Linked DNA regions of Mus musculus: region 1 is linked to region 2. A link is a contact called in ENCODE POLR2A ChIA-PET data. All regions are on one chromosome and are shown on one strand. Each heading gives the region's core, a stretch centred on a gene start or an enhancer-like site at or near the end of the contact. The rest is flanking DNA. Distances are from core to core; before and after follow the strand shown. Region 1 holds the start of Cyp51 (cytochrome P450, family 51). Region 2 holds the start of Akap9 (A kinase (PRKA) anchor protein (yotiao) 9).

The links. ChIA-PET counts read pairs that join two places held with the same protein, here RNA polymerase II (POLR2A).
Region 1: POLR2A ChIA-PET joins it to region 2 with 12 read pairs in Patski. The contact joins the promoter of Cyp51 here to the promoter of Akap9 in region 2. POLR2A ChIA-PET finds 5 or more read pairs at or near these places in 2 of 5 experiments (Patski and embryonic stem cell).

The regions. Positions count from the first base shown.
Region 1 is chr5:4,103,164-4,105,961 of GRCm38, forward strand. It overlaps Cyp51 (cytochrome P450, family 51), which reads right to left and starts at 1,534. Exons shown (of 10, transcript NM_020010.2): 1 at 971-1,534. The coding sequence starts at 1,144.
Region 2 is chr5:3,926,726-3,929,506 of GRCm38, forward strand. It overlaps Akap9 (A kinase (PRKA) anchor protein (yotiao) 9), which reads left to right and starts at 1,461. Exons shown (of 48, transcript NM_194462.2): 1 at 1,461-1,765. The coding sequence starts at 1,718. Gm51438 (a long non-coding RNA gene) reads left to right here and starts at 1,864. Exons shown (of 2, transcript XR_003955841.1): 1 at 1,864-2,781.

The DNA.
Region 1 (2,798 bases), core at 284-2,783, 180 kb after region 2:
ACTCAAAACAGAAATGACTACACAGGAAGGCACTGCACACTCAAGGGGTGAAGGCTGGAAGATATGCCAAGGTGAGCCTTGGCTACATAACAAGTTCTACAGCCACCCTGGGATATAATAAATATCTCAGAAATGATGATGATGATAGTGAGCTTTTGAAATGTATCTAATGAAAGTAAGAAATAGTAACTGCCTATCGATCCCTTGGGTTCAGAGATTAGTTTTAAAGCAACTTGGTTGGAACTTAACGCTGGGTTAAGTTTTTACATCCCATTGTCAGTTTCGAAGGGATGGTTTTCAAAGCTACCAAATGTTGATTACAAGGGTATTCATGAACTATATTTGGAAGGCTTGAAATTAGTGGTTTGGTGTAGCGCTAAACTAGAGAAACAGTATTTTAACAGCATCACAGGAAAGCGCTTCCCACACTCTCAAGTCACTTATGAACTGTCTGCAATTTCCCTGACACTGCTATTAATCATCGTTATGCCCAATAGCCCACAGTATACTAAACACACAGGGCAGTATCAAGAGTGATGGCCACCGGGGATGCAGCTACCCTTAACTTGCCATCAAGGCCCTCACAAAGAGCCCAAACACCTCTGACAACCAACAGTAAAGTCAGTACAGTGCTCTGCACTTAAGAGTCATGGATGGCCAAGGCAATCAGACCAGCCAAATCCATCCAGCAAGGCCTCCAGTCTGCACATCCATCACTGACTACAAACGCTGCAAAGTAGGATCCTAGCCAGAAGTTCAAAGCCGCTATCACAGCAGAAACGGCGACGGCCAGCACAGCCCCCGAGTTCAGGTTCCAGCAAGGAGACCAGAAAGACCACCACAACAGCAAAGATCAGGCACGGGCGTCTGCAGCCGCCACCCCAGCCTCCCGCGCGCCCGCCACCGCTAGCGCCCCCCGAGCCCGCCCGCTTAGCCGGGGCACAGACTGAGGACCCCGAGGTGCACGTACCGCTCCAGCGGGCAGCTGGACCATGTGGCCCACGGCGAGACGGAACAGGTAGACGAGGCTGAGAGTGAAGGCGCAGGCGATGAGCAGCGTGGAAAGCAAGTTGCCTCCTGTCACCTGCTCCATCGCCTGTCCGAGCACCCAGCCGCCTGACTGCAGCAAGCCCAGAAGTACCATCCCGACCGTCGCTTCGATCCGCCCGGTAGGCTGGGGGCCGAGGTCGCACACCGCTTCTCGGAAAAGATGGAGCAGGAGAAGCCGGCAGATAGAAGTCGGGAGGCGGCCCCGGCCTGATGGCTTAGTCTGGCCCGGGCCCTTCACACGCCCACAGACAGCTCGCGCGCCACCAGGACGTCACAGACGGGGCGGGGCTTCTGGTGGCCACGCCTCCGTCTAGGTGCGGGGATTCTTGCGCCACCGAGGGGACCTGAGGAAGCAGGCTCTACCGTGGCACTTGGACTCGGTGAAGAAAGTGATGGCTGCACAAATGATCGCGCCCCGAGAACCGCAGACCACGAGGTCCCGCGTGCTTAACGAGCACGGCCCCGGCAGCGGGCACGGACGAGCCTGGCGGAGGGATCTCAGGACCAGATTGGTGGCGGACAGCGGCAGAGGCGAAGGCGCTCTGTGATTGCACCACGCGCTGCTGAGGTGATCTCGGCCTATGTGGCGTCAGCAGAGCTGGCGGCCCGGGCACCGCCCCCTCCGTGGGGCGCCCGCCTCTGCGGCTATTCGCGGAGATGTCACCTCTGGGCTTTGTGAGACCAGCCCTTCGTGAGCCCTGCACCACGAATCTTGGAAAAAAAAAAAAAACACTCCTGCAGATGCAACCTGGAGGGTGAGACCATCGGATCACCCGTACAATCTGCTTGACAGGTTGTTCGTGTAGGGCCACATTGCTAGCAAGTGATAGTTGTTTGGTGTGCTGCTGTACCAAGACAAGTCTTTTAAAATAAATACAGGCCATAAAGTAAACTGAGGCAGATGTCCCCAAACTCCTGTTCTGATAGCTGGATCTGAAGCAGGAGTTACCCTGATCTCACTACAAATAAAGCACCTCTGATGACATGTTTCCAAATTAACCCTCCTTCCAGATCTTTGGCAGGTACATTTATTTATTTAACCAGGGTTAAGAGCTAGATTTTTTGCTAAGTTTGGAGATGATTGTGCAGTGATTGGCAAAACTGCAAGCACCTCCAGGAATGAGTAAGATGGTCCAGCCACCGTCTAGATAATTCCACCTAGAGAGCTCACATTTTATCGTAGTCAGTCAGTGAAGCCCACTCATTACCTCTTCCCTAGGGTGACTGCCACCTGCCTATGTAGGAAGTGCCTAGTAGGAAGTCTATATAGGATGGACACTGCTGTATACCAATATCCTCCTGCCTCAGATCAGTCACAAAATCTTGTAACACTCCATTTTTATTGTCACTGCTGTAGGTAAGAGCCTCTTTATTTCTGGCAGTAGTATCTACAACAGGAATTTTGCTCACTCATTTCTAAGCCTGTCTTGTGTGCTACGTCTTGACTTACTGGAGTGACTTCAGGCCATTGTTGAACTTGAAAATTGCTAGGGGAAAGACCAGTTCCACAATTATCCAATTAAAGAAAGCTTTATTTAATACTGGCCAGGAAGATGGACACTGGCCAGGTCCATACCCATGATTCCCAAAGAATGGCCTCAAGCTACATTAGACAGGTGCCTGTAGAGGCCAAGCCCACAAAGCTATGGTGCTTCCAGCCTTAGTCCACTGGGGACAAGCATCCTTCCAGTCAATGCATCTCCTGCCTGTGTATCATCAAGCACCTCCTGTGCAGCTGGTGCAACCAA
Region 2 (2,781 bases), core at 211-2,710:
ATCTTTAGTTACTAAGATGGAACAGATTGCAACAAAGAGTTGACCTGCTGAGCCACTGAGAAAGGAGAGCCCATTAACAAACAGGAAGTCTGTCAGATATCCTGGGCTTGCTCCTCCTAGGCAATCAGAATCAACCGAGCATCACTTAACTCCAGGCAGTTTAGAACACTTCATTCTAGACCTGGAGCCACAAAGGGCTCCCGAGAAAAACACGCCTCTCTTAGATCAGCCTCTTTTACTTTCCTTTATTCTTATGATGAGGTGTCTGTTCTCACGTCCCCAATTCCAGCTGAGAAAATGGGGCAAATACACACTTGATTGTTTTAGGTTGGCACAATTATGTTTGAAATATAAGATTTCTAAATTACAGGTACTAGAAACATTTTTGGTGTCTGATAGAGCTAAGGTTTTTAGTCTCCCCCTTTCATATGTATATCCAGTTAACACTACTTCTATGATTAAACTAATATCTTTAGTTCTTACCTGCTAATTTTTCAGTCCAAACCTATGTTAAAACAAAGAAGAAAGGCTCAATCTGAGACACTAAAATGGTTCGTTCACTCCAGAAATGGATTTGAGGGGCAGGAGAGGGGAAAGAGGGAGTGAGGGAAGGGAAAGAAAGGATTGCCAGAGCAGGTGGGGGAGGAAAGATGTTAAGAATCGATTTATAAGCACGGCTCAATAAAATGTAACAAAGTTTATTGGGCATAATCTTTCACAGTAGCCATTTCAAGAAATAGAAAGGACAAAGGTTTGAGTGTTTTCACATTCCAGGAGCAGTCATAAATATTAGGCAGCTCGTCCAAGAACTCCAGGTAAAGTCAGAGAACCATAGCTGTTTTAAGGTCTTTAAAGTTCAAAGTTAACATAGTCCCTTTTGCTTGGAAAACCTTTTTCCAGCCCTTTACCTGAGGTAATGTCTACCTCAGAGGTGAAGGGGAGAGAGGTAAGCCAGGAGGGGTCATGGTGGGGTGGGGGGGATGGGAGGAGAGGGGGGCTGAGGTCAGGATGTAAAGTGAATAAATAACTAATGGGGGGCTGGAGGAGGGAAAGTTAGGGTAGACTGGCTTTGTTCCCAACTTAGATTCCGAATTCGAGTTCCTTAGGAACACAGTTGCCAAGGAGAAGGAAGCCCCTAGGAGTGTCTCAGCTTCACTCCAGAGAACAAAGAGTTGGGAGAAGGCTCTACCGTAGGCTGCTCTTCCAGCGCAAGGCGAAGGAGAAGACTATGGGTTGAGAGGGAACCTGTGGGGGAACTGAGGGAGGGATTTGGGGTGAAGGAAGGATCAGGCTTCCCCGGGTTGGAGGGGGGAGGTTCCGCCCTCGCCCTTTCCACTGCGGCTCCTTGTTGTGAGGCCGCGGTCGCTTTGGAATTGGAAATGCAGCGCGGCGTGTTCCGAGCACCGGGTCCCCGGAGCAGTGGGTGTCGGGCCGCCGGACCCTGACCCTCCCTCCGCCCCGGTCAAGCCGGGCGCGCACAAGCACCTGCCGGGCCACGCTCGCGGCTGCGCCGGCCGCCCGCCCGCCCGCTCCGCCCCGCCGGCCGCCGTGTGTTTACGTGGAGACGAAGATGGCGGCGGTGACCGCGGGGCCCGTGCAGGCCGGCACGAGTCGCCGGTGAGCGCCCAGCGTGTCCCGGGTGGCCACGGAGCTCTGTCCGCCTCTTTCTAAACAGATCTTTCCTCTCCACTGCGTCCCAGCCTACCCTGCAGACGCCATGGAGGACGAGGAGAGGCAAAGGAAGCTGGCAGCCGGCAAGGCGAAGGTAGGAGCGCGGCGGCCACGGGCCGCGTCGGGAGGCGGTGACCCGGGGCGGAGGCTGGGGGAGAGGCCGGGCCGCGGGGCCGGGGCCGGGGCTGGGGCTGGGGCTGGGGCCGGGGCCGGGGCTGCGGCTGGGGCTAGGGGGCTGCGGCTGGGGCTGAAGAGCCGCCCTCTCTTGCTGCTGCTGGAGACCTGATGACTGCACCGCTCGGCTTGGTTCCTTTCTCCCCGGTGCCACACAAAACCCCCTCTCACCCCGGCTGTTAACTGCTAAGGAATTGCTTCGCAGCCACCACCCTTTCACTTTCTGAAGGGAGTTCAGGGAGTCGGCCAGGCTTTGTGCTTTCCGGAGCAAGGGTTTAGGGTTTTCTTTATTCCGGGAACACCCCTGCGCTGACCATCAGCCTGCCTTCTTGAGGTGTCACGCTGGCACTCTTGGTGTGTGTGTGTGATTGGCCTGTGACAGCTGCCTCGGCAGTGTCTTGAGTGTGCCACAAGTGCCAGCTGTGAACTTGGCTGTAGGGGCGTTCTTTTTGTTTTTTGTTTTTTGTTTTTGTTTTTGCCGTTCTTTGTATATTCGTGCTTGAGGTCTTTGTCATGGCAGGCTCTTTTGTAATGTGTGGAATGGAACTTCGGGGCATCGAAAGGTTCCATAGACTAAAACACCTACAGAATTGCTGTTTTAGATAATGTATTTGTTATTATGTATTTGGTAAGTTTGATTTTGTGTGGGTATGCGGGTATGGCAAGTCATGTATAATCCAGACTTATATGTAGGCATCTTCCAGTGGGCTTACTAAATAATTTGACACTGTTATGAATGGAATAGAATGATTTCTTTGTAAAATTACCTGTTTGAGCTTACCTTTGGACCTCCTTGCTCCCAAAAATGAAGTTACCTTTAAGATATAGTGCCTTTTTTTAAGACCTTATTGTTACTGGGAATAATTAAGTTATATTTTAAGCTTATTGTACTTGTTAGTTTGGAACTGTGATATGGAAGTGTTGTAAGCTAAATAA